Regions from separate parts of the Mus musculus genome. Here all the other regions are linked to region 3. Evidence: chromatin loops called from intact Hi-C (ENCODE). Cell type or tissue: heart. All regions are shown on one strand.

The links. Peaks named below come from ENCODE experiments on the same cell type or tissue, not always from the same donor. Only the 100,000 strongest peaks of a DNase experiment are listed, where the experiment ranks them.
Region 1: it touches region 3 in a loop (4-fold over the local background); 15 of 42 quality-filtered maps call a loop at or near these places.
Region 2: it touches region 3 in a loop (6-fold over the local background); 8 of 42 quality-filtered maps call a loop at or near these places.

The regions. Positions count from the first base shown.
Region 1 is chr9:122,106,078-122,114,077 of GRCm38, reverse strand. No RefSeq gene overlaps it. Among named protein-coding and RNA genes, the nearest start is that of Snrk, 7.2 kb to the left of the region's middle. In heart, no CTCF peak of the experiment used is centred here; DNase peaks (open chromatin) are centred at 2,957, 4,027 and 5,847; H3K27me3 peaks cover 393 bases.
Region 2 is chr9:122,080,242-122,088,241 of GRCm38, reverse strand. No RefSeq gene overlaps it. Among named protein-coding and RNA genes, the nearest start is that of Gm39465, 33 kb to the right of the region's middle. In heart, a CTCF peak has its summit at 6,930 (motif pointing left); DNase peaks (open chromatin) are centred at 3,001, 3,921 and 4,341; H3K27ac peaks cover 655 bases.
Region 3 is chr9:122,025,455-122,033,454 of GRCm38, reverse strand. Gm39465 (a long non-coding RNA gene) reads left to right here. Exons shown (of 2, transcript XR_871391.2): 2 at 2,894-3,946. Among named protein-coding and RNA genes, the nearest start is that of Gm39464, 18 kb to the left of the region's middle. In heart, a CTCF peak has its summit at 4,592; DNase peaks (open chromatin) are centred at 1,184, 4,904, 5,774, 6,274 and 2 weaker places; H3K27ac peaks cover 3,792 bases.

The sequences.
Region 1 (8,000 bases), 81 kb before region 3:
AGCACATGGCCATGAGGGTTAGCCTGTTGGAGAAAGAGCAGCTCAGGCAGAGCATGGCAAGTGATACCTTGGGATTATTGACAGGGAAGTAACAAAATAGCACAGAGGGTTGATATCTGCCCAACTCTAGTGCTTGAAGGCTTAATATAAATATAAAGGTTTTGTGTCTTTTATTTGGGAATGGAATGATCTAAGTTCTAATCTATTTATTATAGTATACACTAATAGTATAAAATTAGTATAATAGTATAAAAACAACACAACATGGTGTTGTCAAAATATACAAACTTTAGGACTAGAGAGATGGCTCTGCAGTTAAAAGCACTGACTGTTCTTCTAAAGGTCCTCAAGTCCCAGGAACCACATGGTGGCTCATAACCATCTTTAGTGGGATTTGATGCCCTCTTCCGGTCATCAAATGTGTCTAAAGAGAGCAACAGTGAATAAAATAAATTAAAATATATATACAAACTTTGATTTATGCTCCTCAAAATTATATGCACATTATAATCCCATAGCAAATAATCATTTGTTCAAAACTTATATAAACTATATAAATAGTATACTAAAACCTGTTATGTCCTGACCCCTGCCTTCATCTAGACTTTCTTCTCTGTCTCTATGTCTCTTTGTGTGTCTGTCTCTGTCCCCTCCTCATGTTTATATACATCCCATAGCATCTTCACACTGTGTTAGGTTGGCCTTGAACTCACAATCCTCCACCTCAGCCTCGGTGAAAGCTTATACACCCCCTGGTGTTCACTGTAATCTCTGTGTGCCTTCAGCTTCCCCACTTCTCAGAAAGAGAACTGCTGTTTTACACCACCTCACCTTTGCCTTTCTGTTCTCTCTACTCCTTCCTCTGCTTCCAACCCTTTCATACTTCTAAATCCATACTCAGCTTCAAAGTCCAGTCTCTGGGAAACCCACTGCTATCTGGGATAACCACTGCTACCCTACTCCAGTCTGATTTGGGAGTTCTCTGGACCTGCAAAACCTCTACACATATCACTTAAAGACATTTTCTCGTTTCCAATCCAGATGGCTTTGTTTCTTTTGCTTCCTTAACTGGCTAGCTATAACTCCCAGCACAATGTTGAGCTGGGAAAGGGAGGACTTTTCACAATCAAGGGTGATGCCCTTTCTACAGACGCTTCTTATCTGGTTGAGAAATTTCAAAGTTTGTTATGAGTACTACCATGAATGAATATTGAATTTTGTCAAATGATTTTTCTGTGTATATTCACACAGCCATATGGTCTTTGTCTTTTATTTTTGGTGTGTAGCATTAATTTTGAAATGCTAAATGAATCTTGTGCTCCTTGGATAAATCCAGCCTGATCCTGTCTAGATGTTGCTAGATTCGACTTTCGATGCTTTATAAGGAATGGTTTGCTTGTTTTCACATGCTGTCCTCCAATGGCTCTGGTCGCAGACAATCAGTAAGTTTGTGTCTCTTCTGCTTTTTCTGAGAAAGCTTGTTAACATTTGTCACTATTTCTTCAATTTTTTTTTTGACAAATCTTCATCTTCACCAGTAAAGCCAGGGCACAGATGTTTCCTTATGGGAAACTTCTAATTAGTAATTCAATTTCTTCAGTTACTCTGTTCTGACTTTCTGTTTCTCCTCAAATTAACTTAGATGGTTTGTCTGTTTCTGAGAATATAAGCTATCTTCACTTAAGATGTCTAATTTGTTCTTAAAGCCATCTCTTAGCAAGTCTCTTCACCTCTGCTGGGTGGATGGCAACACCACTTACTCGTTAGCTAAGATTTTTAATTTTGTTTTCCAGGAACCAACTTTTGCTTTTTATTGCTTTGTCCTATTTTTTTTATGTTCTTATCAATCTCCTTTCTGGTTATTATCATCTATCATCTGTCAGAGGTTCAATTTGCTTTCTTCTGGGACCTTTCTTTTCTGAGTTGGTCATTAAAGGCTACATTTACCTTGACATTTTACTTAGCCACAACCCCCACATTTTGAGGGGCAATGGTTCTGCATCTAGTACTTTCAACGAACTTCTACTTTTCTGTGTGATCTTCTTAGGACCCATGGCTTATTCAAAAGTCTGTTGCTTATTTCCCAATGTTTGAGATTTTTTTTTTCAGTCATTTCTTCCCTAGAATTTTGTTATTCTTTCTCAGAGAACATGCTTTGGTGATCTTGATTTTTTTTTAATAATAACTGAATTTGTTTGAGGGTCTAACACTGATAATCCATTCCTTCCTTCTAAACTATCTGTTTAGATGTTTACATGATATGGCACTCCTATGATTGCATAATGTGGAGAAAGAAATTATATGACAGACCTCCTGTAATCCTGAGCTCCTCTTCCAACAGAGGGGAGAAAACATAGAAAGCCTCTGATTTGTAGGTAGAAGGAGAAACCCTAAACACAAGAAGAATTTTGTGTAGCACTGCTCTACAGATGGAAGAGCCACATAGAAGGGACCAGCGGAAGGTCTCTATGTGGTCACTAGCCAAGAGCCAGGGCACATGATATCATTCCTGCAGCTGAGAGGAACCAATTTTTTTTTTTTCAACAACTGGAATGAGTTTGGAAACAAATTCTTTCTGGAGCCTCAGAGCCCAGTCAGCCCGGTGAGACAAAAACATCAAATATCTGTTTTTACACTGCTAAGTCTGGAAATTTATTATTCAACAATATAAAATCAATATATAACATAGGTGGGCATGGTGGTACATGCCTATAATCTCAGCACCTAGGAGGCATGGTCAGGAGGATCAACAACTCTAAGGCTACATAGTGAATTCGATGCCATCCTGAGCTAATGAGACCCTGACTTTTCAAATGTTATCCCTCTTCCCAGTTTCCCCTCCACAAACCCCCTATCCCCTCTCCGTTCCCCCTGTCTCTATGAAGGTGCTCCCCCACCTGCCAACCCACTCCTGCCTCAGCACCCACACCCCAACATTACCCTACCCTGGGTCATTGAGCCTCCACAGGACCAAGGGGCTCCCCTCTCAGTGGTGCCCGATAAGGTAATCCTCTACTACCTAGCCAGCTGGAGCCATGGGCCCCCCATGTGTACTCTAATAACCAGATTCGAGGGAAGGAAGGCTAATGGTGTGATGTTTGGGCAACCCTTGTTGAATCCATGATCGTTAGATGTTCTGTCATCCTGAGGGCTCACTGCAGCTCCAAGGAAGTATCTGTCTTGACGAAAGCGAGACTGGTCTTTCTCGTGACTGACAGGAGGTGACAGGATGCCTGTGGATGCAGAGCCAGTGGTTGGAGTTGGCATCTGATGAGTGAGCAGAACTGAGCTGAACCATCTGGGCACAAGTGTTGAAACATTTAGACTCATTTCCTAAGGGCAACCTTGCAAATACAGCTTTACTCATTTCTAGTTCATGACTGTACATGCCAGTACACATGCGCGTGCAGGTATGCATACAAGTGTGTGCAGGCTGAAGCCAGAGGACTTCAGGTCCCATTTGCCTTGATATTTAGGCAGGATCCCTTACTGGTCTGAAACGTGAGAAATAGTCTAGGAGGTCTGACCAAGAAGCCCCAATAATCTGACAGTCTCTGCCTTCAGATGACTGCGGTTACAAGACGCCTCATCTGGCGTCTTTTACACGAGCACTGAGGAGTGAGCTCACCGCCATACTTGGAGGGCAAGCACTTTACTGACTGAGCCACCTCCCAAACCCCAGCAGTTCTTTCTACCCTGCCTACTTCAGAACCAGAAGCATTAGGATGTGTAAAATTAACAACCAGCAAAATCAGAATAAGGAAAGCTGATTCAGGATTTAAGAGCAACCTCCCAGAAATAGTAGCCCTACATTTACCACCAACACTAACTCCCCTGTCTTCCTGGGCTGTGGTACCAGAATAATTAATTGCTCACTTTCCCAACTTTTTTTTTTTTCCTGGCCTGCATATCGAGGTGGAATCCAGCTGTGGGCCAGGGCAGTGGGTTTGGGAATAGCTTTTGTTTTTCTCATACAAAAGGACAGCTGCTGCTGGCTCTGGCCTTCCCTTTTCCTTCCTCCCTGGCTGTGGGCATACTGCCTGGAACTGGGGCTACTCTCCTGAAACTGAGAGAGGCTGGGAGAGTCAAAGTGGTGCTGGCCCTGGTCCTCACGAGCTGCCGGACAAATGCTGACAGCTGCCTGCTCCAGACTTTCTGAGTCTAAGTGGGAAACTCTGTCTGTTGTGTTGAGCTATAGCTGAAAACAACGCTGACCAACGCACGCACAGGAGCTGCCATGTGCCATGGGTAAGCAGGAAGGAGGCACTGCCAGGCTGTTCCAGGTCTCAGTCTTGCATCAGGAAGATGACATGGGTACTCTTTGTCCCTAAATGCAAGGGAAATATCAGATGACTATGGCCAGATCAGAAAGACAGGCAAGTGATGTAAAGGAAATTCTGTTGACCAAAAAGGAAACAGGAAACAGTTTGTACACACATACATGCACATGGAGACACACACACATTCACACGGAGACACACACACGCACACAGACACACACATGCACACACACACATGTACACATATACACACACATAGGAAAATTTTTTATAGGAGAACTTCAGGTACTAAAGACAGAAGGAATGACAGATTAGAAAGCCAGCACTTTGCAATACCTCCTGAAATGGCAGCCTAGTCATTAACTCTCACCAGCTACTGGGTAAAACTTACAGAACTGTCCAGAAAACTTAGATCAGGCTAAACCTGCATTGTTGGTTTTTTTTTTTTCTGAGTTTTGTTTGTTTTCCTATCCCCTAAAGTGGGATATTATCAAAGCCCACAGTATCTACATGCCATTTTCTAACCAAGAATCAAATCTAGTTTACAGAATGAGAAGAGCAAGTTAAATTACACCAGAGGGGATGAGTCAAATCCAGAAACAGAGAAAACTGGGGAATGGATTAAAAAAAAACAACCCAAGTCAATATGTCTTATATCCAAGGAGTGCAGAGCCCCCCCCCCCCCCCCCCGATGAAATTTCTGGTCCTAAACAAAAACTTGCTGAAGCATCTCCTACTTCCATACCCACTGCCTGTGCATCTCCTGCCAGAGTCAGGGAGCCTTTTCTTATGGGGACATCCTTCCTCTCCCAGCCCTGAGTGTACCCCCTTTTTAATGCTCCCCTCACTTCAACCCCACCTTGGCTTTCTCTGAGCTAAGTTGATCACTCAAGCCAAGCTACACATCATCTGCCCCCAGGAAGGACCTGTTTTCTGAAATCCATGAATGGCAAAGACCACAGTGATGGAAACTCACCTCGTCTGTCTCTTACCTTGGTTGCTTAGGTTTTAGTTTCCTTTGGGTCTTAACCTTCAGAATCACAGCTATGACTCTCCATCTGGGGTAGTGACCTCCTTTGTACCCTCTGTCCTCAAAACACACTGCAAGCCAGCTGCCACAGCTCCTCCAGGGAACTTTTATGGTAGGCCCTCAACTTACTCTATAGCCTGTGAACTCCTCACCAGGGTAGGAACTGCCAGACATCACCTCTATAGTCCTGGTGCCTTGCACTTGGTAACAGTGAATTAAACACATTTTAGAGAATGGACTGAGTTGTTGAATAATTTTGAAGTTCAAAAATCCAGTAGTTCTGACCTCCAACTTTCGACCACACTACTTGTTAAGAAAAGAGTCATGTCCACAGGTGTTAACTTAAAGGTGTTATGCTAAGGGGGAGATAATGCAATAGTCTTCCAAAAGCGATTGGAGGGTCTGGTAGGAAAGAAGGCCTGCGTTCTGTGGCCAGACCCAGCCTCCCTCTTCAGCTTCCTTTCATCAAGAAGCTGCCTTTTCTGGAATGAGCAACTGGCTAGTTCCTCCCCTCAGCCTCCCTCCCCTGCCTTAAAACCCAGGAGAGGGCTGGAGGGGGAAGTCTAAAAGCACTCACTACTCTTGTAGAGGACTGAAGTTTGTTCCCTAGTGCCAGCACCAGTCAGGTTACAACAGCCTGTGACTCCATCCCCAGGATGGTCTGACACCTCTGGTTTCCAAGGGCAGCAACACTCCTCACACACAGACAGACATATAAATAAGAGTAAACAATAAATCATAAAAAAAAGTCAGGAATGCTGGGAGGAAGGATAGAAGCAAGAGGAACAAAGACTGGAAGCCAAGCCTTCTTTGGCTAACGCTTGCCACCTTAGAGTACATGGGAACCTGACTCACCAGAGGGTGACTAAACTCCGATCCTAATCTTCAGCCTCTCCCAAAAAGGTCCCGTTGCCTGGACCTGGTGCTAGTTATTAGAGCTCACTATGCAAAGGGTGGAGGGCCAGATTATTCGTGACAACTCGGCACATTCTCGGCACTAGGCTCTCAGCTATTCAAGGTAACAGAGCACTTGGGGTGGGCTCAGACCAGAGAGAAGGGACAGACCATGTTAAAACCTAACCGGACAGAAACAGAGCTTCTTTCTCGTTTATGTGCTCTGAGCTCTGTCTAAACCCACAGAAAACCAAATCAATCAAATGTCCCAATCCAGAGCTTCCCATGCTTTCTGTTTCTGATGTAAACTAAGGGAGGAAGGTGTGTCACCAGCCTAAGTGAATGTGGACTGTGCTGTTTATAAACCCATAATTATATACCCAGGCTGAAGGATTCTAACCAGTACTGTGGTAAAAACTACCTTCTCCACAGACTTCAGCAGTCACGCCTTGTTAGTTTGGTGGGATAGCACCTGTTCGGCTACAACTGCCATTTTATGAATATTTACAGTACCTGTCCCAGCTACAAGGCCACTGGGAGATCATGGGACTCATGGACTTAAGGCTGTACTCAAGGCTCAGAGCCAGCTACCCCATGATACTAAGCACCGAGGCATGACAACTCTCAGCGTCTACTAGATTACAGTCCGACTGATGCCAACTTGTCATAAGTGTCAACACACAGTGCAGAACTTTAAAGGCTTTTAATTAGAGATGGAGAAGGAAGTGTCCACATAAGCAAGCGCACGTACCATATGCACTGCCTTTGACTGACACCTCAGTAGTTGGCTCTGAAAGGCATGCATAGGCAGCAGCAGACGGACTTCGTGAGGGAGGAGTATCACTTATCCTGTCCCTATGACAGATACCTGACCAGAGCAACTTGAAGAAGGAAAGGTTTTCTCTGGATCATGGTTTAAGGAGATAGTCCTCCGTGGCAGTCATGGTGGTGAGACGGCTGCTCACTCGTGTATGCAGTCTGAAAACCTCAAGAAGAGGATGCTGGTGCTCAGGGCTTTCCCTGTCTCCTCAGACCATGGGACGGTGCCATTCGCACCCAGGGTGTGTGTTCCTTTTTAGGATAAACTTCATGGAAATTCCCTCACAGACATGACTGGAAGTAAAAGCCCCTCAAAGTGACAGTCTGGAGCAACCATCACAGGCAGGATCCTGCGTATCTTATTACCTCTGCACCTTACACCTTTCTTCACTGTGCAAAGCACAGAGTCCACAGCTCCATACATATGTTCAAACTTAACAGACCAGCATCATAGACGCAGACAGGTGGGAAAGAAGTCATTGTGCCATTAGACATGAGGAAGGGAAACTAGGGTGGAGAGAAGGAAACTGATTGCTTCTTGTGACTCCTAGTTACTCGTAGAGCACAAGTGAGCTCCTGTCCCAGTGTTCCTCTGAGACTGTCTAGAAGGTAGGAAAACTTGAAGACAGGAGATATAGAGGCATAAATGCATTAAAATAACATTGACATTAAGGTCCAAAAGGAGATAATTAAAAAAATACCATATATGCTATATACTATAGATCTGTAGGAGGATTTGAAGTGGGGTGTGGATGTAAGAGAATGGTCCCCAAATTCCCTTCTGAACTTCCATGCCTCGTGCCTGCTCTGTAGCCATCACATTCCCAGCTAGTATCCTCCTTGTCAGGAGAGGACATAAGAAGCAGCGTATATAGGTCAGGTGATATTTTAAAGTTCTATCTGTTAATTAATTTGGTTAGAGTGTGTTGCCACCAGAAAAGTGGTGAGCCTTTCCCAAACACCTTTGGCTGTTTGCT
Region 2 (8,000 bases), 55 kb before region 3:
TTTAATTTGCAAGTACTCTTTACAGACCAGGGCACAGACCTAAAGAATATGCCTTGTGGTGCTCCAGGGGCTTCTGGGAGCTGGCTCAGAGGATAAAAGACAGGTCTGCCATGCTTTGGTGGTCTCTGGGAGATCGTAGCTACAGAAGTATCACTCAAGGGTAAGTGCAGAGGAAGAAAATAGAGCATAAAGTAAAGATGGAGTACTTGATCAGCGGTACCTTCATCTTTTTCTCTTGACATCATGTGGATATTAGGGGCTGGGACAGAGCCCTGGAGTTCAGGTTATACAATGTCTTTATTCTTCTTTTACAGCACAGAGTTCACAGCATTGTCAGAAAATAAAGGACACGTTTTCTGAAGGAGAGCCTTTTAGCTTTTATGCTGCTTGTCCAGACTTGGTGCGCTTTCAAAAAATTTTACCATGTACTTTGAATTTCTTTCCCTGGCCTTGACTGTTATTTTCCCTTTATTTAAGACTATCTAATCAATAAGATATACAGAACAATCAGTATAAAGAACACAGTTCTTAAATGTTCAGCTCAGTGAGTCTTTTGCTAGGACGGACAAAGAGAAGCAAGCAGAGGGTATTTATTCAGAACTCGCCTCTGCAAGGCATTCAGCACCAGCAGCAGCAATGAGCAAAGACTCCCAACGCAGGCAAACGAACAGAGGGTGTTTACAAGAACTATGCAAGGGTTCAGACAGAAAATTGGGGCTCTAGCAGTTATGACTGAGTCCTGATGGTGCTAGGCCACTTGGTGTGGGCTTCACCGGCTTTCTAAGTGCCCAACTTCTGCTAGTCATGTGATCTGTCATTGCTCACTGGGGCCAGTACTCTACTGTGAATATGTGCATGCACACTGTGGTATACCACAGTGCATGTATGGAGGTGAGAGGACACTATGAATCTGGTCTCAGGAACCAAACTCAGCTTGTCAGTCTCTGCCGCAAGCACTTTTACCCACTGAGCCAACTCAGCAGCCCAGATTAGCATGTTTTGAAACTTTGAGTGTTTGGTAACTTTGAGCACATAGAGTACAGAAAGTGTTAGAGACACTTCCACTAACCGAAGACCCTCGGTGCGCTTAGGGAGGTGGTTGTTTAACAAATCAAGACCAGGTTCTAAGACTGCCTCCCGAATGCTCTTGCAAGATGCAGCCATCAGGGGAAACGGGTAAGGAAAGAGAATCAAGAAAGAGCTGAGCAGAGCCATGCTGAGTTAGTCACAGTGTCTTAGAACTGGTGAGAGAAGGTCATCATGAAGCCATTGTGTTTGCACTGGCTTGCTTACATCCAGGTCGTAGGAGAGTAACCGATTCTCAGTCACTGTGATGTGGGCTGTTCTTACACTCGGTCGCCTGGTCTCCATCCACCCATACATTTTGTCTGTTGTCTATGTAAGATCTGGTGTGTTACCTGCTGATACAGCCTGGGAATGTGGCTGAGACCAGTCCCATTGCTCATATCCTCACAGGATCTGGTGGGATCAGACAAGGAGAACACAAAGCAAGTGCAACAGAGGCCACCTGTGCCCTTGGATCTGGCTCCAGGGCATCCACCAGCTGTCAGTTACCACTCTTGAACCTCAGACTTCACACTGAGAGCCCATCACTCTGGCAGATTGGGGTTCAGGAGTTAATTGAAGCTATTGAAGCTAGTTTGAGGGTCCATTGCTGTCCTGTTTCTTGCACACAGCTTGGTGGCTCTTAGGCTAAAAATGACCTTCTTCTTCTTCCTCTTCTTCCTCTTCCTCCTCCTCCTCTTCTTCTTCTTTCTTCTTCTTCTTCCTCCTTCTTCTCCTTCTCCTCTCCTTCTCCTTCTCCTTCTCCGTCCTCTTCTTCTTCCTTCTCCTCTTCCTCCTCTTGCCCCAACTTTCTCTCATCCTGAAGGGAAACATCTGTTCTAAGCTGCAACCCCTGGTTTTGCTCATCAGCTATGTTTAATAACTTTGGTTGCTTCTTTCTCTCCCTCTTGTCTACTTTTAAACCTTTTATACCAGGTCACTTCATCCTAGGGACCTTGGTGAGGCTCAAGGAGGTATAGCTCCCAGCATGCCCCCCCCCCCATTGATAAGATAAGAACACTTTACTTCCCTACCTTATTGCACACTTAAATTAACATTCCTAGAACTTCTCAAGATGCTTCTGAAACAAGCTCTTACCCACAATGCATCACTGTCTTTGATGGGCTCCTTCTATTGTGCTTGCTGGAGTTTCCCAGTTACTTGTCCTTGGTCTGCACCACTTCCTCTTGCTTGATTAATTATTGCCAGGCTTTGCTGTTCTCCAGACTAGAAATCAAGCCAGCTGAACTGGCTTTGTGCTCAGGGCATTTCGCTTCCATTACACCAAATCCATTCTTGACCCTAATTATATGAAATATGCTTCCATAATTTTCCACTAGGTGAATTACATTAATGCCCAGAGTGCAGCCCAATCTCTCCTCCTCACTATGACTCGATTATGAAACATTCATAGGTCTTGAAACATATGGTAGGTTTCTTCCCATGCTATTATACTCAGGGTCACCTAAGATGCTGCCAGGGCCCAAGTCTAGTGCCAGAACTCCACGGAAAGCAACTGTGAGAGGCTGTGGACTGAATTTTAAACTTAGAGCCCTCCCAACAACACAACCTGGGGTTCTCTCTGTCTGTCTGTCTGTCTGTCTGTCTCTGTCTCTCTCTGTCTCTCTCTGTCTCTCTCTGTCTCTCTCTCTCTCTCTCTCTCTCTCTCTCTCTCTCTCTCTCTCTCTCTCTGTCTCTGGCTGTTTTAACTATTCCCACTTTCCCTGTGTTCCCATTCAGTCTGCCTCCCCTCACGTCTGTCATCTAGCAAAGCTCAGCAGAGAGCTTTCCATCTCAAGGGCAAGTCTTGGCTCTCTGTCTCTGCAGCACGAAGGGTTTTGTTTGCTTTTTGTTTCTGACTGTGTTCCAGATGAATGCTTCCGGTCTCCCTGTTTACCACGAGACGCACACAGACTCTGCTTCCCCTCATTCTTCTTCGGGCACTTTCTTTCTCTGAGCACCAGTGGCCAGGGAAATCTCTTCTTCTAAACACATCCTGTCAGATACAAAGAACAAAAACATCCCAGCCTGGAATCAAGAACTGGGGTGGTTTGGTTCCATTTCCTACTGCAGAAACTGGTCAGTTTGCACTTTCTAACAGGGTGTGTTGTTACCCAAGGGGAAGGGTACCCTAGTCTGTCATGAAGATAAAAATGTCTTTTTGTGTCAGTTCTGAAGATTCAAACGCAAGTCCTTATGATTGTGGGTGATGATCCTACCCACCTCAGCCTCATAGTCTGCTTTTTTTTTTTATTTTATTGTTTTTAAATATAGGGTCTCATTATGTCACCCAGGCTGGCCTTGAACTTATGATCCTTCTGATTCACCCTCCCGAGTTCTGGGATTCCACGTCTGTGCCAACATGCCTCACTATTGTAACAGTCTCAAAAGGAGTTCTTTATGCTTTGCCACTGTTATCGGTTCTCCCAAGATGACTTCTGTATCATCAAATATGTGATTGTTCAGGGTTCCAGGCTACATTCTATGAAAGACCCAAGACTGAGCTTCTTTTTGCCTTGATAGTTTAGTTGGCATTTGAATCTGGAGAGAGTATTACATAACGTCCACAGGGCAAAAGGAAAACTGGAAATATTTTGGTTCAAAATTCCAGTAGAGTGGATAAAGTGTTTCCTCTAGGTTTCTAGAGTCCCTTCAAAATCTGCTTACTTGTGTTAACTTCTCTGAGTACACAGAGCCTGACAGCCTCGTGGGCCAAGCATTCGATCATTCTGTGACACCAGGATGGGAGGGAGGAAGGAAGGGAGGGAGGCTGGCAGACCAATAGAAAAATCAAAGCCACTGAAAATCTAAAGTCAGCAGTTCTCACGTGAGCAGGAACCAGATTTCCTGCCAACAGCCCAAGTGGGAATGGAATCTGGAATCTACATTCCGTGCAAGTTTACACACTGTCCTTACACAAGCATCTTGTGAGAGGATCTAAGGACACATCCCTCCCCTTCTGCTTAGAAACATGTTGTATCAATCCTTCTTTCATTGGATGAGGAAACAAGAAGAATTGCCCATTGAAGAATCCCTAAAGATGCCATGTAAGACTAGAAATGAAATTATGTGACAGTAGATCATAATAAAGAACATTTGTGCTGGGCTTGACAGCAAACCCCAGGCTCGGATAGACATACTTTCTTTTGATCTTCACAACATCCCCGCAAGGCAAATAAAACCCACAGTTTTTATTACTCTTATTATGGGGGTAGAAGAAAGGCTTCATGGGGTGTCCAAGACTACAGGCTGTCCTGTGTCCATTTTGTGGCTTTCTTTACGCCATCAAGGCATGGCAGAGGGAGGGGCTCTGTATTAATAACTGAAGAGAACTGGAGTTGGAGGCATTGGTCCGTGTGAGGTCTTGAATCATGGGCCAGGGGACTCTAAATACAATTCAAAGCTCTGTGGGTCTTATGACCAAGGGGGCAGTATAAAATGGACTGGGCCAAGGGGGTTATGATGGATAGATCAGAAGCATGATCTATGCTGTATCTAGGGACTCTGGAGACCACCTCCTCTTGTGAGAGAGAAGTCTTTGGTGAAGGTTTCAAAACTGTCTCCATTTATTTCAAATTTTTGAGTCAGGACTAGGAGTCCACTGGTCAACAGAGAGTCTCAAATTCAGGTTTTTCTAAAGACCTTAGAACAGAACTCTTTCTATCTCAGCAAACAGTTTGTGTAGAAAATAATGGTGGGCTGGACATGTAACTCAGTTGGTATAGTGCTTGCTTATTGTGCACAGTGCCCTCTGTCTATCCCCAGCACTGTGTAAACCAGGCATGGTAGCATATACCCATAACACTAGCACTCAGGAGGTATAGAGCTGGGAGGGTCAGAAGTTCAAGGTCATTCTTCATTGGCTACATGACCAGTTAGAAGCAAGCCTGGATACACGAAATCCTGTCTCAAAACCAAAACTCGGCATTTTAACAAGGCATGTCTTACCATGTGGGGAAAAAAACCAAAACAACAACAAATGTGTGCTAGAAGTCTGAGGAGGTCGGTGTAAGGGCCAGCGCTCTCTGCTAGGACCAAATGCAGCTTCCCCCTAGCCGCTAGGGCCTAGCACAACCCAGTCAGTTAGCTTTCCTTGGCATTGGAGATTCCAAATTTGGTCCCAGCACAGATTTTTTGTTTTGTTTTGTCCTGGTTAGCTCAGGTACATGGTAAGGATATTGTCCACCATTCCTGGAATCTTTGGCAGGCGCATTTGTGTGATCAGGGCTAGTATGTCCTTCAGTAGAACCTGACCTCTTCCCCACTTCGCTTAAGTCATGCCTTGCTAGAATGCAGTTTTGTTTGCGAAGCTGGTGTGCCTGAGTTCTGGGTGATCACCTCTTCCGACTTATTTAGATCCATTTTTAGTTCATTATTCCAGACTCTGCTGTATGGGTAATAACTGTCTTTATCATTGTTGTTAAACAAAGATAGGGGATTTTTTTTCTCCCCTTTTAAATCTGTGTATCCTTTAAATGTTTTATCACATTCATTTGCATGTGTGTATTTGTGTGGGCCTGCATGTGCTGTGGCACAGATACAAAGGACAGAGAACAACTTGTGGGAGTCACTATTCTCATTTCATGATGCTGGTCCCAAGGATCAAACTCTGGTAATCTAGGCTTGGCTGCAAGCACCTTCACTGCTGATTCATCTCACAGCCCCAACATTTATACTTCCTTTTCGTGTTTTATTGCCTCAGATAAGACTTCTAGCACAATATTGAAAAGAAGTAACCTTAGGGAACATGCCTGCAGATCTCTGGGTCTTAATGTGATGCTAACTGTAGGTTTTGTTCAACTTTTCCATGTGCCTTTTGATATTCAATATGTTCAAAATCAGGATCTAATCAAAGTTGGCCTGTCTGTGATCACACATTGAAATACGTATTTTTATTTCAGGAGACTAAGTAGAACACTTCATTCACTCATTGGTTTGAAATTAATGTGCCAAAACGACACAAAGTAAATTATCATTTTACAGCTGATTTGTCAAACCATAATGCAACCAAAGTTAGGGGAAATTTTAAATTTTCTTATTATTACTATTGTTGTTTTGGGACAGGGTTTCACCATGTTGCCATGGCTGCCCTAGAACTTGCAATGTAGACCAGGCTGACCTCAAACTCACAGAGATCTACTTGCCTTTGTCTCCCAATTGCTGGGATCAAAGGAATGTGTCACCATCACCTGGTCCTTATTTATTATTTTTAACATAGTTAAGTTGTTTATATTGATAGTAATAAAAATATAGTATTTAATATATATTTAGTAGATATGTATTTTTAATTTAATTTTTAAGTTTAAAATGTGTTATTATTACTACAATTATTTGTGTGTGTGTGTGTGTATGTGTGTGTGTGTGTGTGTGTGTGTGTGTGTGTGTGTGTCAGCATATGCCACAGCACATATGAGGTCAAAGGACACCGTATGGAGTCAGCTTCTCCTTCTACCTTAACATGGGTTCGGGATTGACCTTAGATCACCAGGCTTGTGTGTGTACATGTGTGAGTATGTGGTGTGTGTGTGTATGTGTGAGTTTGTGTGGTGTGTGTGTGCATGTGTGAGTACATGTATGGTATGTGTGTGAGTGAGTGTGTTGTGTGCATGTGTGTGCATGTGTGTATGAAGTGTGTGCATGTGAGTGTGTGGTGTGTGTCCTTTACCTGCTGAGCCATTTCTAAGGTCAATGCTTACTTTTTTTTTCTATTCAAGCTTCCTTGTACATTCACACAGTGAATTTCAGGAACATGATTCTTGATTTTCCATTGTATTCAGAGTGGTGTTGCCATCACTCCCCAGAGGAAGCCCCAGGCTCGTCAGCAGTCACCCCGATTTCCTGTCATACCAGCCCCTGGTGGCTACTCATCTGCTTTCTGTCACTGTGCATTTAGGCATTCTGGATATTTCATCCAAATTAAATCTGAAAATATTGGCTTTTTTTGTCTGGCTTCTTTCACTTAGCATAATATGTTCAAGGTTCATCGTATGTACCACTAGCCCCTTTCCTTTGGGGTGGCATTGCATTGAGTGGATGAGCTCCGTTTGCTTGCTCAGTTGATGGTCATTCCGGTTGTGTATACTCTGTGACTCTTTATGGATAGTGCTGACGTGAGCAGTTATGTGTGTGTTTTTGTGTAGATGCTGGCTCCAGTTCTCCTGGGTTGTATATGAAGGACAGTCACGTGATAACTCTATGGCTAACACTTTCTAGAAATGCCAAACTACTTAAGTAGCTCCAGCATTTTGTAGTTCTTTATTGAAATAAAAAAGAAACTTTCTAAAGATTTAACCATTGGTTCCATGGTTCCCTAAATATTTGCTAGCTTTGCTGGAATGACTGACATTTCTGGGTTTCATACCTTAAAACAAACACACTGAAAGCTCCATTTAAAATATACACTTCTCTAAAAGAAGTAAAATATCCCCGGAGGGTGGAACACTGTCCAGGTAAATTTCAATGCAGAGAAGGGTCAATAAATTTCCTCTGTTCGGCTTTGTTGGGGTAAGGATGGCCAGTGAGAGATCCGATGACTAAGAGGGGAGCAAAGATTGTTCAAGGAAAAAGAAACACAAAACAACTGGGAACGTAAACCTATTTTGCTAAGATCAGAAATTTCTTTTTCCAAGGCCAAGAGTAGTAGAGCTAAGCATTTATCTGCATGAAATCCACCCTAACTTGGAAAGACATAAAAGCAGATATTTAACAACTGTCTATGGGGCAGCAGGATGGGGGAACCCCATTGGTAAGATTTTCAGATATCTGGGCTGCAAATGCCCTCACCAAAGAGATACTGCTGAAGATGTCCTTGGACAAGATCTGTGGGCCCGAGTCTAGCAGGGCAGTGCTTATAAAATGAAGGCTGAAACATTCATTTGGGTAGAATCAGGGTGCAGCTATTTATACATACCTAGAACCCTGAGACCAATGTGGGA
Region 3 (8,000 bases):
CCAGGAAGGGTGGAGTGGTGTCTTGGAGAAGTGGGGTCTCCTCTGACGTGAGGTGGGGTGACAATGGGAAGGGCCTGTTTTTTTGTTGTTGTTTGGTTTGTTTTTTTGTTTTTTTGTTTTTTTGTTTTTTTGTTTTTTTGTTTTTTGTTTTTTTGAGACAGGGTTTCTCTGTATAGCCCTGTCTGTCCTGGAACTCACTTTGTAGACCAGGCTGGCCTTGAACTCAGAAATCTGCCTGCCTCTGCCTCCCAAGTGCTGGGATTAAAGGTGTGCGCCACCACGCCCGGCGGGAAGGGCCTGTTTTAAGGATTTCCATTGCATCAATCCATTGATCCTCACAACCATCCTAGGACCTGCTATTTTTATTCCTCCCACAGGGAAACTGAAGCACGGTGAAGTTAAGCGATACCAAGATGAAGGTCACTTCACCTTGACAAGGGTGTGGTCAAGATGTGTGCCCAGACAGTGTGGCTCCAAAGCCACAGTCTTACCTTCATGTCATTCCCCCAAATCGGTTCTGCTTACCTGCTTGGTGACAGGATGGTCTCCAAGCGTAAGCATCCCCTGGGGATTTGTCCTAGGACAGATTTCTGGGAGTTTAAGACATAAATGGGGACAGCTCTTTCTGAACAAGGACAGAATACAGTGTGGTGACTCTCTGGGGACTGGCTCTCTGCCTGCTAGCACCACAGCTGGGTCCTCCATGACCTGTCATGGGTCAGAGTACTGTAGCTTGGCATACTCTTCTCCCTGGGGCTGGAGACCCCAAATATGTGGAGTTAAGATACACATGAAAGGCTCTACAGTCATGTTTCAGTTTGTTTTCAGCATCTAGGTGTTGGCTTGGCTGTTTGCAGGGACTTCCTCCAGGGTCTGTGGCAAACAAATGCCACAAGTTTGACAGGTCTGAAAAATCCCACCCCATAGCCTCTTCCTCCGTGTCTTGAGTCTTTGTCAATAGGGTGATTCCTAGGGACCTAACAAAGGACCAACAGTCTCCTTAGTACAGCCCAGGATAGGTGGTGAGGGACCAGTGGGACTTGGCAGGGACCACTGAGCCCCACACCAGGTGAACGAAGCCACCTGCTCCTCAGTTTGCCTGGAATATTGCTGTGACTGCCAAGGCTTTACCAGAGCCAGATCCTGGGGTGTGACCAGACCTGCCACTGTGCTGCCTGCCTGGCCTGGCTGTGTACTCGGAGGACACTAGCTAGGTGGGTGAAAGGTCACCCAAAGAAGCCTTGCCCATGGTTGGCACCTGACCCACACGATGAAAGGTCATTTGAACTGGACTAATCACCTTGACTCCACATGACCTCACCTCAGGAGAGAGGGGACTCATGCTCTAGGAACAGCAGCACCTACAGGCCCAGAACTGAGTGTAACTGCAGCTTCTAGGGAATTATCTTGTCTGAGATGAGAGCTGTGAGCTTTTGGTGGCTCATGACTCTGCAACCGAGCTTAGGTCACAGGGAGGCTACATGCCACTGGGGTCTGGTGTCTTCCTCTGCCATTCTGGGATAAATGTCTGCTTTCTTCCTTCCTTAGGTCTACTCAGATCCTGGCTGGTACAGGTGGGAGGCCTCAGAGGTAGGGGGCTGTTTCATCCTGTGAGTGCTATAGAGTCCAAATAATTTTCCTGGACTCCATCAGAACCTGTGGCTAATCATTCAGAAAGTGCAGGTCTTCTTTAACTGTGACAGTGGTCATGAACCTGAGCACCTCATTGGCCAGACATAGACTATTGTGTGTAAGAAGTGACTATGCCCACTTGTACACCAGGGTTGAGGAGACAGTGTGGAGGAGCTCCGTCTAGCCATTTCTCAAATGCCATGGCCGCCCTAGGTTTTCCTAGCTCTGTGCCTCAGCTCTCTTGATTATATCTCAGATGTTGAATTGTACAGCTTAACATCTAGCTTCTCAAAATATGTCTCTGGAGCCAGAGGCATCATGGGAAATCAGTTATTAATGCATATTCCTACATGTGGTCCTGGGATTGTTGAATTAGAAACTGCATTTTCGAAGGCTCTCTGGTAAATTGACGTACATGTTGAAATGAGCCTTTGAATGGATTGTGTGTGTGTGTGAGTGCACATGTATGTGGATGCATGTGTGCATATATGTTTATGCATATGGGAGCCAAAGGACAGCTTCAAGTGTCTTTCCTCAGACACCGCCACCTCTTCTTTGAGACAGGATCTCTCACTGGCCTGGAACTCAACAAGCAGCCTAGGCTAGCCAGCCAGTGAGCCTCAAGCACTCGCTTGTCTCTGCTTCCCCAGTGCTGGGGTTTCAAAGTGCTCAGCTTTTCATGTGTCTCCTCAGGATGGGATTCAGGCCCTCATACTTACATGATGAGTGAGCACGCACCTTACAAACAGAGCTATCTCTCTCTATGTCCGACTTTAGAGATTTTACAAAGCAGCCGAAGCAAAGGTGGAGGATGGGGCCTGGGAGTCTGTTTTCACAAAGCTCCCCAGTGTCTCTAACAGGCAGTCTGGGTTCGGCAACACTGGCCTAGAGGAGCCAATGGCAAGCTCTGTTTGCACCTTCCTTCGACCCCCCTCTCCCTTGCTCCAATGTTTCCATGGCAACAGAAGCAGCAGCTTCTTTCCCCTCCTGTTTACTATTACCCCCCTTCACTCCTCTGATGGCCAGAGTTGGTTTTCCTTCTGCTCTGGGTGGAAGTGATGGGAAATTCCTTAAGAATGGGCTTGTTTGGCCCATCAATACTGATGGGCTCTGGCCACCTCCCTGGAGTCTCCATCTTGGTCTCAGTTGAGGGCAGGAGTCTGTTCCAAGGAGACCTTGGAAAGATACACCTAGAAGATATGAGAACATATGGAGAAGTCTAACTCATGCCTATCTCAAAGCAGACCTGCTCTGCATTTAGGTCATGTGCATGGCTGGTGCCCACCACCTTTCAAGAGCACCTGCTGACCTTACTCCGGAGTTGACCCACTGTGCAGCGATCCCCAGTCCCCATCTGGGGCAGAGGTAACAGTGAGGTCCTGTCAGAAGCAAAAGCAAGCTTGCTAAGGACCAAAAGAAGATTCCTGGCTCCTGTTGTCTTTCTGAAGATAATGAGAGAGTTGGACAGACTAACATCTGTGTGGACAGACTCGAAAGCCAGAAGGAAACAGGAACCCATGGAGTGCATGCTAGCTCCTAGCTGTGGGTCACAGAGAGGAGGACACGGAATGAGTTATAGGGAAGACTTGGAAATACATATTCATTATCCTTTCTTAGGGTTACGTTGGAGATAAAAATGGGATCTCAGGCACCTGAGCAGGTGTTCTTCCCCTGTGCCTCCCGTCCACCCACCACCGTATCGAGGGCATGCTTTCCTGGAAAATAACTCAAAGGCCACGACAAAGCTACAGACATTTCTCTGCTGGAACGAGTCCCTTCCTGCCAGGCCCTGGACCCCAAGTCCTCTCTTCTGTCTTTCTCTGCTTTTCAGTGCTCTGGCTACTCCCACAGGCCATCAGCTGGGCTTATGAGTAACATGAAGCACCCATCCTCTGGTGTCCTGAGTGAGCATGGGCCAGTGCCCCAGGTCCTGCCAAGATTGTGCTTTCATTACCAAACTGCCCAGAATGTATGAGGATAAGGATTTGGGTCTGATGCACTTCAGGAACAAAGTGCAGAATGAACGGCTCTGACGGTGTACTTCAGAGTCAGGCCCAGGAAGAATTCAAATTCCTCGTCCCCAAGTCGGCCATCTTGGGCAAAGACCCCTCTCAGCCTCGGTGTTTTGTCTGAAAACTTCAGTGAGGAGCCCTTGGTTGTCTACGTGCCTCAGGACTGCCATCAGTCACTAACACGTGTCTCTTTACACCCTCCACAGCCCTACAGGGTAGCCTATATTATCACATTCTTTTTTGATTAGAAAACAAACACAGAGAAATATTAAACCATTTGTCTCGGGTTTTCCAACATGGCAGAGCCAAGAGTGACATTGTAGTCTGTGGGCATTCTCAGATCTGCTTCTGAGGGTGGGACTTCCTTAAAGGGATTTGGAGTTGGAAGTCTCATGTTCCAAAGTACACACAGGGTTCCAGAACCTTCCATGAATTTCACCTTGCAGAAGGGGCCTACAGGATTTAAGGAGGAGTCATATCAGATCTACCAACTCTGTAGGTCCTTATTATACCGACTTCTGCTGTGCCTACCTTCCTTCTTCACCTGCTTGGCCTCCCCCTCTGTCTGGAACTTTCTCCAGCCTGCACATTAAAAGGAAGCAGCAGGTGAGCAGGAACATTGTGACTCTCAGGACAGGAGGCTTCTGGCCACCAGGCCTGAAATGTGTTTGTTCCTGTACCTGAGGTGTTGTTTGTTTGTTTGCTTGTTTGTTTTGTCAAAGCCTTTATTTAGGAGGATACCATTTTCACCAGGGCTCTGATGGATGAGGAAAAGTGTATTTTATGGGCCGTGGGGATGGCTCATCAGAAGAGGACCTGCTGCGTCAGCATAAGGCCCTGAGTTTGGATTGCCAACATCCACGTAGAAAGCTGGGTGCTGAATCAGTACTATATCATCATAGTGCCACGGAAAGGTGGAGACAAGAGGATCCAGAGGACTTAGCTGCCACCTGTCCATGGAACCAGCGAACTCCAGGTTCAATGAGACACCCTGTCTCAAAAAATAAGGTGGAGCATGATTGAAGATCCGTAAGGCTGATCTCTGGCCTCTACATTTGGGTGCATTCATGTATACACACACACACACACACACACACACGAACGAATGAAAAGTGTTTTAAAAGCCAACAACAAAAGCAAACGTCAGACCCGTTCTGGGCTACATCCTGGCCTTGGCCTTAAAATAGCTTTGAGTCCGTGCAGATAGTACGTGTACATGGTCAGGATTTCCTGAGCCTCCGCCTCTCCTTTTCCTCTATGCTTCTGAGCTTGTCTCTCACCCCACCCCCATTTGCATCTGTGGGAATGTTCTGGAAAGTAGCCACCCTTGGGATCCAGCTAGACACAAGTTCACATTCCAGCTCAGCCATAAACTTTCTGGGCAGATAGCAGGCCATTACCCTAGCATCAGGACATGAAAGGCTCTGGCAAGGTGACTGGGCAATAAACAGAGATGCAGGTGAGCTCTCCCCAAAGCCAACATCTGAAGGACGTGAGTCCCCTTGTCTTTCCACAGCCTTTACCTCAGGCATCATCCCCACAGCTTAGAGATCTCCTTGTGAGTCGGACAAGCCCCGTCTCTCCAGAGTATTTGTGTCTACATACCTAAGAAGTGCTGGCTGGACCATGGTCTCAGCTGGTGACATTTGTCTAGAAACAGTAGCTCAGAGATATTTTGAGACAGCTTGAGCCCAACATCTGTCCCTAGGCCAGAAACACCCAAGTGTACACTCAAACCAGGAGCTGGCTTAGGGTGCCATGAGCTATACTTAGCCCCCAACGTGAACTAACAGTAGCCACCTGGGCAACACCAGTCAGGTCCATGAAAGGAGACTTCTGCCTTGAACTTAAGTCACATTATTGCCCAAGTGACTGGTTAGACAATCTGTGTGTCTACTGCTGTTCCTGTCCTCAGCAAGCATAAGCCAAAGGAAGAGGGCATCCTGGGGTTAGGCTACGTGCAGAACATGCAGTCTCCCTCCTTCTCTCCTGTCCCTGGAGAGGGTGCAGGGCTGCACCAGGATCCAGAGATCTGGATTCCACTCCACTCACGATTCACATTTAGCCCTGTGTAAGTCATTCCCCAAGCTGCATGCTGGCTGGAAGGCAATAATGGTATCTGGCCTCTCCAGGCCCCTAAGGATAACTCTGAGTAGTAAACAGGGGTGAACATGCAGTTGGTGAACTGCCAGTTCTGTGCCTGGACAGTTCCGCTGACTGTTTCACAAAGCCCATGAGAAAGGAAAAGGTCAAGGTTGTGTGTGTGTGTGTGTGTGTGTGTGAGGATTAGGACCCACATGTCTGGAGACACCTCTCCTATTGTAGGACTGAGTCCTAGTCCTGCTTACTGCCCTTCCTCCACACCCATGGGACACAGTAACAGTGTATGCAGGTGGGGAGGGGCGGTATGCTCTAGAAGCCGGCTGTATGCCTAGGGCTAATGGCAGGGCAAGTCAGGGGCACAGATCTTGCTGGACCTTTTGAAAGCTTCCAATAGCAAATGTCAGACAGCCCCTGAGCGTGACTGGGGCATCTCTGTGTCTCCCTGCTCTAAGATGGTTGGGCTTGTTTTATTATGTAACCTAGTCCTGCATCTTCCCTGGCACCTGGTCTACCACACTGGGAGTGCAGGGGGTGGGGGAGGAGCAGATGGCCACTGGCTGTGGCCTTCCCTCCAGGAGCCAACTTGGAGCAGCCCATTTCCTGCACCACTCTGGCTTTTTCTGGCTGAAAATTGAGAGCTTCCTCAGTCAAGTCTGGAAAATGTCAGTCTGGTCTCTAATAATGAGGACAGAGCAGGCTCTCTCTGTTTAATTCTGCTTGCTAGATAATAATTCATATGGTCAAAAAAGCAGTCATTCCTTGCACCCTTCTGGCTGGTTCTTCACACACACACACACACACACACACACACACACACAGAGAGAGAGAGAGAAAGAGAGAGAGAGAGAAACAGACACACAGACACACAAATATGCACACATACACACAGTCATACACAAATACAGAGACACACTTACAGACACACATAGACATGCACACCACAGACACATACACACACACACAGAGATATACATATACAGAAACACACACATACACAGACACACTCACAGACACACATACTCACAGACATACACACTGACATACAAAGACACACACACACTTTCTCTCATGGTCCTCCTACAATGAGTAGTGATTTAATTTCCATATCCCCTTGTGGTATTTCTTTATGTAAATTCAAACATGTGTTCTGTTTTGCCCCCTCCCTCAGATACACAAAGGTTGAGCACAGTGTTCCTCATGTGTCCTCAGGGGTCTGGGAAGACCCTACTAGCAGCTGAAGCAGGACAGCCCAGGGCATGAAGGGATTGTTAGCCAGGGGAGGAAGAGGGGAGGAGCAATCACTGAATGAGGACCACATGGAGCCAGGGAGCAGCGAGGGGGAGGGCTGAGGACCTGCTGCTGCACAGCAGAGGGCCCAGGGAGCCCACCAGCCTTGTCTCTCTTCTAGACCTCAGGTTCTGAAGCACAGGCCCTACTGGCAATAACTTGCCAGAAGTCCCGGGATAAGGAGGCCTGTGGACCCTACAAGTCAGCTGACCGGACCTAGAGCATTTTACAACCACTGTGGAGATCAGTGCAGAGATGCCTCCCAAGATGAATGAAAACGAGAACAACTATTTGACCCTGCCAAACAACCATGTGACCCAGCCAAACCACCCCAGGTGCAGACCCACAGGAATTCAAGTCAGCACCCAGCAGAGAGGCTGCATGTTTGTCAGCCTGGATGGCCATCAACAGATGGGCTAATAAAGCAGGCACGGCACATAGGCACCATCATACTCAGCTATAAACGTTGAAGATGGGTGGAGCCACACATGATCATGCTAAGTAATATAAGCCAGACACAGGAAGACAAATACCATGTGCTTCTCACACAGACTTACATCCGTCTGTCCATCCATCCATTCCCCACGTGTGCGTGTATGTGTAGGTCGTGAAACTAGAAAGAGGACCATGAACATGGATGGGGGGAGAGGGAGTGAGGGAGGGTAACAAGCATATGGCTTGCTGGGATGCTGGCGCCAGAGCTGCTGAGAGGAGTATGGGGAGAGAGGGCTGAGGGGAAGGTTAACAAAGGCAAAGCCTACTGACATGAACGCATGAAATAATCATATCAAAACCCATCCCTTTGCTGACTTAAAACTTAAGACATAAAGTAGAGGGAGATGCGGGTGGCTGGCAGGGTGGGAGGGACCCCATGCTACATGCAGAGGTTCATCCTTCACACACAGATGAAAATGTCCCGTGCTGGACATTTTTTATGTCACTGACACTGTGGGGTTTGTCTCTCTT